3 separate regions of the Homo sapiens genome follow, and regions 2 and 3 are each linked to region 1. A link is a contact called in ENCODE Hi-C data. All regions are on one chromosome and are shown on one strand. Each heading gives the region's core, a stretch centred on a gene start or an enhancer-like site at or near the end of the contact. The rest is flanking DNA. Distances are from core to core; before and after follow the strand shown.

What was found. Hi-C counts contacts between places; a loop is a spot of excess contacts on that map.
Region 2: a loop to region 1 is called in a map of HepG2, with 147 times the contacts of the local background. The contact joins the enhancer-like site here to the promoter of LRRC37A3 in region 1. A Hi-C loop is called at or near these places in 3 of 168 maps with a recorded cell type or tissue (GM12878, HepG2 and gastrocnemius medialis).
Region 3: a map of GM11168 shows a loop between it and region 1 (49-fold over the local background). The contact joins the promoter of LRRC37A here to the promoter of LRRC37A3 in region 1. A Hi-C loop is called at or near these places in 5 of 168 maps with a recorded cell type or tissue (GM11168, GM18951, IMR-90 and 2 more).

What each region holds. Positions count from the first base shown.
Region 1 is chr17:64,917,636-64,921,480 of GRCh38, reverse strand. LRRC37A3 (leucine rich repeat containing 37 member A3) reads left to right here and starts at 2,003. Exons shown (of 15, transcript NM_199340.5): 1 at 2,003-2,050; 2 at 2,611-2,731. RefSeq lists enhancers at 601-1,100, 1,101-1,602, 1,678-2,178 and silencers at 1,794-2,013, 2,114-2,203, 2,274-2,653.
Region 2 is chr17:46,264,566-46,268,410 of GRCh38, reverse strand. It overlaps a transcript of LRRC37A not described here and the pseudogene LOC100132570. Among named protein-coding and RNA genes, the nearest start is that of LRRC37A, 29 kb to the left of the region's middle. Within about 2 kb of position 2,095, at least 33 of the 41 ENCODE cell types and tissues checked have a DNase peak (open chromatin) inside an H3K27ac peak, as active enhancers do; they include gastrocnemius medialis, where a contact is called at or near this core.
Region 3 is chr17:46,293,178-46,297,022 of GRCh38, reverse strand. It overlaps LRRC37A (leucine rich repeat containing 37A), which reads right to left and starts at 1,892. Exons shown (of 14, transcript NM_014834.4): 1 at 1-1,892. The coding sequence starts at 1,889. It also overlaps a transcript of ARL17B not described here.

The DNA.
Region 1 (3,845 bases), core at 754-3,253:
CAGTGCATGGCACACCTTAAGTGTTAAATAAACATTTCCTGAGTGAATTGAATGGATACATCACACTATATATACACTAGTCTGTAATTTGGATTTTTTGTTCAAGCACTTGTCATTGGCAATTTCCTCCAAATAATTAAAAAATGAAAAACACCAATCCCACATTATTTTCTTAAAATGGAAGTACATTTTTTGGATATTCCAAAATGTATTCCAGTGGTTCTCAGCCGGAAGTGGTTCTGACACCTCCTAGTGGGAATGTATGGGGAGCGGGCAAGGTTACCTTTTTGGTTGTAAAAATGATGAGGCTGGTACTAGCCTTTGGTATCCGGGCCCAGAGATGCTAAACTTCTTCCTACAGTGTGTAAACTGGCTTGTCCAAAAGGCCAAAGCGCTTCTGTTGAGAAACACTGATGACCAATCTCCTCTATGTGGTCCTGTGAGACTGTGAAACACGTATTTGATCTTCCTGGTTCCTGGCATACAATTCCTAAAACCCTCAGAATCTGCAAAATAAGTCTTTTTTTTATGCTAATGATTGACTGATTAGGCTTTCCTAGACAGCCTCAGGATTGGGGCTGGTGGTCAGGGCTTTCAGTGCCACTCTCAACCTCTGAGAAAGAGAGAGAGGCTGAAGGTTAAGCTGACCACCAACGGCCAACGGTGTAATCATTAATGACTCTGTAATGAAGCTTCCATAAAAACCCAAATTGAGGCCGGGCACAGTGGCTCACGCTTGTAATCCCAGCACTTTGGAAGACTGAGGTGGGTGGATTACTTGAGGTCAGGAGTTGGAGGCCAGCCTGACCAACATGGTGAAACACCGTCTGCACTAAAAGTACAAAAAATTATCCAGGCATGGTGGCACACGCCTGTAATCTCAGCAACTCGGGAGGCTGAGTCATGAGAATCGCTTGAACCTAGGAGGCAGGCTCAATGTTTATCTTGTAACTGACTATGTTACTGAATTATAATTTTTTTTTTGAGACCTAGTCTCATTCTGTCACCCAGGCTGGAGTGCAGTGGCGTTATCTTAGTTCATTGCAACCTCTGCCTCCCAGGTTCAAGCGATTCTCGGGCCTCAGCATCCCGAGTAGCTGGGATTACAGGCATGCACCACCACGTCCGGCTAATTTGTTTGCAATTGTAGAAAAGACAGGGTTTCACCATGTTGCCCAGACTGGTTTGAACTCCTGGCCTCAAGTGATCTGCCCGCCTCGGCCTCCAAAGTACTGGGATTAGAGGTGTGAGCCACTCAGTCCAGACAACATTTATTTCTTTATTCATTTCACCAGTTGGCATGGTTTCCAGACTTTTCTTGATTTATTTTATTTTATTTTTTGAGAAGGAGTCTCACTCTTGCAGCCCAGGCTGGAGTACAATGGCGCAATCTTGGCTCACTGCAACCTCCACCTCAGGGGTTCAAGCGATTCTTCTGCCTCAGCCTCCTCAGTAGCTAGGATTACAGGCACCCGCCACCATGCCCAGGTAATTTTTGTATTTTTAGTAGAATTTAGGAGTTTCCTAAATTCTGGGGGCTTGTCTCCCTGTTCCCCCACCCCGACTAATTTCCCTCGGTCGCTGGCGCTGCCCCGTCCCTTAGGTCGCTCGGGCCGCCCCACTCCGAGACTTTTTTTTTCTTTCGCTGGCTCTTTCAGCTTCAGTTTCCCTAGGGGGCGGGAGGGGAATATTTGGGGGCTCTCCTGCCTTCCTCTCCGAGCCGCGGAAGGGGAGACGCAGGGAGGAGGTCCGGCCGGCTTTGGGCTCCAGCCAGGGGTCCGCGGAGACTATGGTCTCCGAAGGCCTTAGCCGCGGGGCATTTCGCGAGCTGCGCGTCTCTCTCAACGGCGCCACCGCGCCCGGAGTCCAGCCGCGCCGCGCTGCGCCCAGCCCCGGCGCCCCAGGCTCTCCGCCCCCGACTCAATGCTCCCGCGCTCCCCCTAGCGGCCGCCGCGCCACCTCGCCCCGTCCCAGGCTCGTAGGCTGCTCAGCTCACGTGACCGCGCTCCGGTAACGGAAGAAACAAGATGGCGGCTGAAGGCGATCCGCAGTGAGGCCCCAGCCATTCGGATTGAGCCTTCTCCCTCCAACCGCTTCCGCAGGCCGGGCCCCTCCTGCCCTGCCCCTCTGGCCTCCCCACCCGGCCCCGGCCGCCCCCACTGCGCCCATTGCGCCCGCCCCTTCCCGGCCGCTTTCCCTTCTCCCTCCGCCTCGGTTCCAACATGAGGGGCCGGCGGGGCAGGCCGACCAAGCAGCCCGCGGCTCCCTCTGCGGAGCGCTGCGCCCCGGCCCCGCCGCCGCCGCCGCCGCCCACGTCCGGACCCATCCGGGGTTCCGCTCGCGGCACCGCGGCAGCAGCCGGGGCAGGTGGGCCGCCGCCCAGGCTGAGGTGGCGCCCAAGACGCGGCTGAGCTCGCCCAGGGGGGGCAGCAGTAGCCGGAGAAAGCCGCCGCCGCCGCCAGCCCCACCCCAGCACCAGCGCCCCGGCCGGGGGGAGGCGGGGGCAGCCACCTGGCCCGGACAGCTGCAGGTCCGGACGGCCGTCAACAAAGTGGTGTAGTCACTACAGGTGCTCGCTGCCACACCCAGCTAATTTTTTGTATTTTTTAGTAGAGATGGAGTTTCACCGTGTTGCCCAGGCTGGTGTCGAACTCCTGAGCTCAGGCGATCCGCCCGCCTCAGCTTCCCAAAGTGTTGGGATTATAGGCGTGAGCCACTGCACCTGGCACAGGTATATGTATGTATTTTTTACAAAATTGGATGAAGTATAATTTATTTGTTAAATATTTTCACTTATGCCATGATATCTTATTTAATCTTTAATTTGTCTATGAAAATACCTGCTCTGCTAGGGGGCTTCTAGTTGAAAACTCATTAATTTAAAAAATTAATTTTGAATTCAGCCACCTATTCTTTTTTCTAATTGTTTCTTGTAGCTTTTGCTTTGATTGGAATAACTTTATTCTAGGAATAAAGTTTTGTCATCTGCAAACATGAATCATGTACACATCTGATTTTCTTATATTTATGTCTCCTTTTTCTCTTCAAATTACATTGCCTTTACCATTGATGGGAACCTGGGTAATAAAGAAAAAAGAAAAAAATTGCATTCCCTACCACCTCCTCCAAAACAATGTCAAATGTTAGTTATAATGATAGGCATCTTAGTATGCTATCCCAATTTAATGGAACTGTTGCAGATATTTAATGGTTAACTGTTGGTTTGAGACCTTTAATGTGTTGAGTATATTCACCTATTTCAATTTTTTTTCTGTTTAAGTTTTTTTTTTTTAAATCAGATATGGCTATTATATTTTGTTAAATGACATCTTAGCATCTTTTAAGATGATCATATAGTTTTCCTCCTGCATGCTACATATTAATTACAGTAGTGTATATTCATAGAATTATATTAGTAGATCTTATATTGATTCACCCTTACATTCTTGCAGTGAACCTCTCTTGATCATATTATTTTTTCATGTACTGTTTGACTTTATTTATTTAGTTTTGAGACAGAGTTTCGCTCTTGTTGCCCAGGGTGGAGTGCAGTGGCGCGATCTCAGCTCACCACAACCTCCGCTTCCCAGGTTCAAGCGATTCTCCTGTCTCAGCCTCCTGAGTGGCTGGGATTACAGGCGCCCGCCACTACGCCTGGCGAATTTTTGGTATTTTCAGTAGAGACAGGGTTTCACCATGTTGGCCAGGCTGGTCTTGAACTCCTGACCTCAGGTAATCCGCCGGCCTCGGCCTCCCATAGTGCCGGGATTACAGGTGTGAGCCATCGCGCCCGGCCTGTTTGACTTTTAAATAGGTATTTTAATTTTTTAGTTTATACGTGTACA
Region 2 (3,845 bases), core at 846-3,345, about 19 Mb after region 1:
CTACTATCTTGCTGCACAAGTTGAAACTGATATTTAGTCTACAGGCAAGGTGGAAACAGTCTAGCGACCTTTAGAAGATAACCAACCCAACCAGGCCAGTGCAGTGGCTCACGCCTTTAATCCTAGCACTTTGGGAGGCCGAGGCGGGCAGATTACTTGAGGTCAGGAGTTTGAGACCAGCCTAGCCAACATGGTGAAACCCCATCTGTACTAAAAATACAAAAAGTAGCACGGGGTGTGGGGAAGGGAAAGCAATACGTAACCAGCCCACATTACAGAACAAAGGTCCTTATCACATTGTATCAGGATTTCCCAGAGCACATGCCTAGAAAGATGTGGGAGTGGGGCTGGGCGCAGTGGCTCAGCCTGTAATCCCAGCTACTTGGGAGGCTGAGGGCAGGAGAATGGCTTGAACCTGGGGGACGGAGGTTGCAGTGAGCTGAGATGGCGCCATTGCACTCCAGCCTGGGCAACAGAGCGAGACTCTGTCTAAAAAAAAAAAAAAAAAAAAAAAAAAGATGTGGGAGTGGGTATTCCCCGCTACCAACCCTCCACACACTCCCCCAAAAAAGCAGCTTTTCTAAACTCAGTTCTGTACAGTCCCTTCTGGCAATGGTGTTTGGTGGTCGCTCACTCCATTTGTCAACATCTATTTATTGACAGCCCGCTTTGTGCCAACAGCTGCCGTTCTCACCCGTGGGGGTGGGGCTGACGGTGCTTAAATCACAGTGGCGGAAATAATACCTGTCGTCTAAATCCTAATCATGTTACAATACTGTCCCCCATCCGTCCCAAAAAAAGACTGGACGACCCACAGCCCGGGCTGTGGCACCCACGTTACAAACGGTGGTATAAAGTACATATGCAGCGTCATTCAGCTCAGTTTCAATACCAGGTTTAAACTCTGGACACGGTTTATTGCAGCTGGAGGAGTCCAGGACTAACATGTGGACTCGGAAGAAGAAGACGTCGGGGGTGAGTGAGGTACAGGCGGTTCATCTTGTACAGCCCGTCCCGATCCACCAGCAGGGTCACCAGCCAGATGCCCGCGCCCAGCACGTCCACGTCATGCACTATCCCGTTCATCGCTGCTTCCAAAAAACAGTTTGGGAACCCCAGTTCCTCTCCCAGTCCCTGGGCGTTGGTTTTTAGCAACAGCGAAACGGCCCGCATGGGTCGGGCGCCCTGGGATCTCGCGTGCAGGATTCTCCGGGACTCGGAAAGGCTCGCGGGGCGGCGGCGCGGCGGCCGGGCTCACCGATTTCGCGCTTGCAGAACGCCTCTCGCCCGTCCATGCCCGCCCGGCAAGCGCAAGCGCAGAGCTCGGCGCCGGGCTCCGCGTCCCTGCGCGGCTGACTGAGGCCGAATCTGAAGCTGAGGCGCGGCGGCGGCGCGGGCGGCGAGCCGGGGGCCGGCACAACGGCGCGCGGCCGGTTGGGGTGGGCAGGGCCGGCGGGGCCCTCGGCGGCGCGCGCGCGCGGCCGGGCGGCGGGGAAGCGTAGGGCCCGTGAGCGCGCGCGTCTCGGGGCTTCCTCCGTCGCGGGCCCGCGGCGCGGCGACGCGCGGTTCTCGGCTTGCGCCAGGCGCGGGCCTGTGGGAGCGTGTGCGGCCTCACGGAAGGTGGCCCGGTTGTCGGCCGGCGGCTGAGGCCTGGGCGCCCCCTCCCCAGATCCCCGCTCCGCTCCCAGGGCTCCGCACTACACCGATCTTACTTTTTCTCTCCACCGGAGCTTCGGGGGATGATCCGACGATTAAACAGAGGAGCCAGAAAGCTCTAGCTGTCATTTTTGCAGACAGGGTTCCCAGGCTCTAAAAGTGAGCCTGGGCTTTTGCTTGCTTTCTCTCCTCTAACCCCTTCTCCACACCCGCGTCCCCGTTCATGCTAATGAGGGGCAGCCTTTGGGGAAACGGGAATCACTCGCTGAGCAGACCATTGGAACAAAACCGAGCCGCAGGGATTTCTCCCTCTTCCTTCCTAAGGGGGACGAGCACATGGCCTCGCAAAGTTGTCCCCGAGAATGTCTGTCCTGTGATCTGCGGGCGAGGATAGCATCACAGCCTAAACTTTAAACTCGTGTGCGTTTGCGCGCTGCGGTGGGGGCAGCAGAGGGTGGGGTGACAAGTGCGGAGAATAAGGGTGTTTCGGGACTGAGGGACTGAGTGGGGGAGAAAGAGTGATGGCCGCTTTTTTCTAGATTAGGTCAACAACAAATAGGAAAATAGTGCTTAAGACAGCGTGGGTTTGTGGAAGGGAGGAGATTCCAGATGACAGAGAATGTATCCTGGAATGTGTATGTTAGGCAATTTCTAGAGACACCAAGTCACTGCTTCCTAAGTTTAGTAAAACTGTTTCATTATATATGACAGCTCACTGTAACCTCTGCCTCCCGGGTTCAAGCGATTCTCGTGCCTCAGCCTCCCAAGTAGCTGGGATTACAGGCATACGCCACCATGCCAGGCTAATTTTTGTATATTTAGCAGAGACGGGGTTTCACCGTGTTGGCCAGGCTGGTCTCAAACGCCCGACCTCAAGCCATCCACCCGCCTTGGCCTTCCAAAGTGCTGGAATTACAGGCATCAGCCACGACGGCCGGCACAGAGGTCTAATTATTAATCAGAAGGTTGCCTGTTGAGGCCGGGCATGGTGGCTCGTGCTTGTAATCCCAGGACTTTGGGAGCCTGAGACAGGAGGATCTCTTGAGCTCAGGAGTTCAAGACCAGCCTGAGCAACATGGAGAGACCCTGTCTCTACAAAAAATACAAAAATTAGCCGGGCATGGTAGCTCACGCCTTGGTCCCAGCCACATGGGAAGCTGAGGTGGGAGGATCGCTTGAGCCTAGGAGGTGGAGGTTGCAGTGAGCCGAGATCGTGCCACTGCACTCCAGCCTGGGTGACGGAGACCCTGTCTCAAAACCGAAAAAAAAAGAAAGAAGAAGAAGAAGGAAGAGGAGGAGGAAGAGGAGGAGGAGAGGAAGAGGAAGAAGAGTAGGAAGAGGAGGAGGAGGAAGGAGGAGGAGAAGGAAGAGAAAAGAAGAAGGAGAAGAAGGAGAAGGAGGAGAAGAAGAAGAAGAAGAGGAGAAAAAAAGAAGAAGAGGAAGAAGAAGAAGAAGAAGAAGAAGAAGAAGAAGAAGAAGAAGAAGAAGAAGAAGAAGAAGAAGAAGAAAGGAAATTTGTCCGTTGAGCATTAAATCAAAGAAGAGAAATTTGCCAAATTGCAGCTGAAGGAGGTGGGTTAATCTACCCTCATTCAGGTGTTGGAGGAATGAATTATCTTCTCCCTCCAAAAGAGCAAACCTCTACAGCCACTGCAAAGCTTGGGTACACCAGAGTCAGGTTCTCCAGACTAGACAGGCCCAGATAAACACTAGTCATATAAACACTAGTAAGTTCATGCCCTCGGGGCCCTGTTCATAGATGTCCTCAGATCCCCTTCTTTCACGTGCTCTTTATTTAAGTCAAGTGGAATAAAATTCACTAGGCTTAAGATTTCTCAGTTACAACCACATCTCTGACATACATTCAAATCACCCACATCCTGCTGGGGGTGTTCCCAAAACTCTTCTGTTGCAGGAATGTTGTGAATGCCCTGAAACCCACACCCTGAAATGTAGAGACAGAGAGCAAGCTGGATGGTTCCCAGGGGCTCCCAGAGCCTCCTGGGGTGGCAACAGCTGGAAGAACTCACCAGAGTCCAGTGCTGGGTCTTGGGCAGTGTCTGGCTTGCAGCCTTAGAAATCACACTAATGGTGGAAGGTACAAAGAGTTCAAAGAGACTGATCTATGTAGCCAGAATGCCAGTTTATTAATTTACAGTGAGAAATCAACTCAGAAATGCAACTCACGT
Region 3 (3,845 bases), core at 643-3,142, about 19 Mb after region 1:
GGTGTAGAATGTCCAACCTCCGTAGTAGGTTCTGGAGTGATGGTAAGTCCCAGGTCCAAAAGTTGAACTGTAACGCTGGGTGACACTGGATGCTGAGCTTGATCCTGACCTGGTGTTGGATTTGTTACCCCTTGATATACTCGAAGTTGGGGTACAACTTTCTTAGGAGGCTGAGTTGGGGTCTCCTTCATGGTTGGAGAAAGTTCAACCTCTGTCTTGGATTCTGGAGTGATGGTAAACCCCAGATCCAAAGGTTGAACTGTGGCTTGAGTCAGGTGTGAATGCTCTGGAGGTTGAGCTACAACTACATTAGGGAACTCTGGAGTCTGAGCTGGGGCCTCCTGATGGGTTAGGGAAGACTCACCCTCCTCAGCGGTCTGTGGATGCTCAGCTGCAGCCTCCTGCTGGGTTGGAGAGGGGTTCTCATTATTAATAGGTTCCGGAGATTGAAATGAAGTCTCCTGTTGAACTGCTAAAGGTCCAGCTTCTTCTGATGACTCTGGAAGCAGAGGTGGGCCCCCGTGCTGGATGGCGGGAGGTTCTACATCATTACCTGACCCTGAGAGCCGAGTTGTAGCCTCCTGGTGGACTAGAGAAGTTCCCACCTCTGCACTAGGCTCTGCTGCTATGGTGAGCTGCACGTCTGGAGGCTTCACAGAGACACTGGGTGAAGCTAAATGATGAGTTTGATGGTGACCTGGAGGTGAAACTGTGACTTCATGATGTTCTGGAGGCTGACCTGGGGTCTCCTGCTGGGTCGGAGAAGATTCGACCTCCCTAGGAGACTCAGAAGGCTGAACTGGCTGCTGCTGCTCACTGATGGAAAGTTCATGCTCCATAGGAGGAACTGGAGGCTCAATTGGGGCCTCCTGTTGGGTTGCAGAAGGTTCCACCTCCTCTGGAAACTGAATTGGGGTCTCCTGCTGGGCTTGGGAAGATTCTGTCTCATTGGTAGGCTCTGAAGTTATGGTAACCTCCACATCTGCAGGTTTAACTGTAATGTTGGGCAAGTGATAATAAGCTTGATCCTCACCTGGAGGTTGAACTGACACCTCATGATTCGGTAGAGTTAGACTCTCCATAGAGGACTCTGGAGGCAGAGCTGGGGCCTCCTGCTGCATTGAAGAAGGTTCTTCCTCAAGGAGCTGTGGAAGCTGTGCTGGGGCTTCTTGCTGGAGTGAAGAGGACTGGATGTCTTCAAGGGTCTCTGGATTTTGAGTTTCGGGCTCTAGATGGAATTGAGAAGGTCCAACTTGCTCAGAGGGCCCTGGAGGCTCATCTGACTTCACCCGGAGTTCTGGAGGCAGGCTACCGGGATACGGTGTATCTGTACTGGAATATTCATTCTGCAAAGTCTGTTTCTGACTCTGAGGTGTGGATAATTGGCGTGTAATTCCAATAATCTCAGCAAGGCTCCAACGCTGAGCTGGATCTTTCTTCAGCTTCTTGGGCGAAACAGGGAGCCTTTCCTGTGGACTCAGCTTGTCCTTTAAATCCTGCTGTGAAGCCAAGAACTGCTCTGGCTCCAGGGGCTGCTCTCCAGCTGAATCCCAGGTGTCCAGGAATGGAACCAAATTTTCAGTCGATTCCTGGGGTGGGGCTGGCATCTCTGAGGAAGCAGAGGGCCCCAGGTGATCAAAGTCCCACGGGTCTGCTGGGAGAGTAGGCGCATGGGGAGATTCCCGTGGGAAATGGGAGGAGTGGGAAGACCAGGACTCAGGCGGCCCCAGGGGATTAGAGGTGAGCTGGAGCGGGTCCTTGACCCACTCCAGAGGCTGAGCCTCCTTGACTAGTAGCCACAATAGTTGCCACATAAGGAGGGGCCATGGGCCCCAGAAACGCAGCCGGGACATGACACACACTAGTGCCGGGCACTGAGCAGAAGACATTCTGGCAGCTCCGAGACGCTCGTGCCCCTTCTAAGCGTGAGCCCCGCCCTGTCTTTATGACACCTTTATTTATGTCACAGATCTGCTCCATGTCACCAGGGCACTCTTATGTCACAATCCCGCCCAAGCACGCCTTCCCATCCTGCCCTGCCGGAACACCCCTCTCCTCCCCTTAGTGAGGAAGGATTTGGGCCTCAGACCCTGGTGGTCCCAGGACTCCAGCGCCTGCTGTGGTGGGGTAGGGTGGGGTAGGGTGGGGTGGGGGCGCGGCAGAGCTTCCCAAGGAAGTCACCGGACCTCGCCTCAGGATATTCAGAAGTGCTAGTTCAGTTCTGGCAGCCTTCCTCCTTTAAGGTGAAATCCGAGAACACTCTTCCTTCCAGGGAGAGCAACTGACCTGCAAAATGGGCGCCAGGATGCACATTACAGTCACTTATTCCAAAGTGTTGCCATTTTCGCTAAACTGTCGCATGTTTGATAATTAATTCACCACCCTATTAGGTAGGGGCTGCCAGGGAATAAGCGAGGACTCCAAATTTTCTGTAGGAGGGGTGTTGGGAGTTGGCAATTCGGTCTGGGAGAGAAGGTTTTAATCCGAGTGAAGAGCCCTTTGCACTAGCCTGGGAGGAGGCTGAACTGTCATCCTGCCTTGACTCAACACAGCCATTCCCCTAGAAGTTACAGCACTTCTAGGGTCACCTGTGTTCAGAGATCTACCCTGTGTGCACACATGGAGAAGAGGCTTAGGTTGTTAAAGTCAGCATGTTAAATCATTTCCTGAAATGCGACTGTAACTAGAACCCAGCTGACTTCCCCCACAGCCGTTCTTACCTATTTTATTACTGTCTGGCATAATTACCAGCATGTAAACTCCAAGAAGGTGCTTCATCTTATTTTAGTGCTTGGCATAGACATAGGGTGCATAGTGATGGCTTTAAAATTGAAGGGGGGCCGGGTGTGGTGGCTCACACCCATAATCCCAGAACTTTGGGAGGCCGAGGTGGGGGGATCACTGAGGTCAGAAGTTCGAGACCAGCCTGACCAACATGGTGAAACTCCGTCTCTACTAAAAATACAAAATTAGCCAGGTGTGGTGGTGCATACCTGCAATCCCAGCTACTCAGGAGGCCAAAGCAGGAGAATCACTTGAACCTGGGAGGCAGAGGTTGCAGTGAGCCGAGATCGCAACATTGCACTTCAGCCTGGGCAACAAGAGAGAAACTCCATCTCAAAAAAATAAAATAAAATAAAATGGAAGAGAGTCCAAGATTCACCTCATTTAGGGATGGAGCTATCGTTATAATCAGATTTCTGAAATGAGTGCTGACTTCCTCTCACATTTCACAGGAAGCTAGACTTCTTAAAGCTTGAAGTCTCCTTGGTGGGTTTTATTTAAATTGAATTAAAATAATTATTTTACAGGGAAAAATTTCAAAACACTTTGCAACTTTGGGGTAAAAGTTAAATAAAACACTGTAGCCCCAAGTTAAGTTCCCACTGAAATGATACTTTTGCTCCTTTTTTTAAAAAAAATTCCATAAATAGTAAATAATGACTGTTTTGAGATTAATTTAGAAACAATCTCTATTTAAGAGCTTTCATATGCAGTCATGCATTGCTTGCCACGTGAGGAGCTTGAGAAATGTGTCACTAGGTGATTTCACCATTGTGCTAATATCATAGCGTATACTTACACAAACCTAGGTGGTGTAGCCACCATACCTAGGGTACACGGTATGGCTTAGGACTCCTAGGCTACAAACCTGTACTGTATGTTACTGTACTGAATACTAAAGGCAACTGTCACAGAATGGCAGGTATTTGTGTATGTAAACATGGAAAATATATAGTTAAAATACTGTGTAAAAGATAAAAATGGGGCCTGGGCACAGTGGCTCATGCCTGTAATCCCAGCACTTTGGGACGCCAAGGTGGGTGGATCACTTGAGCTCAGGA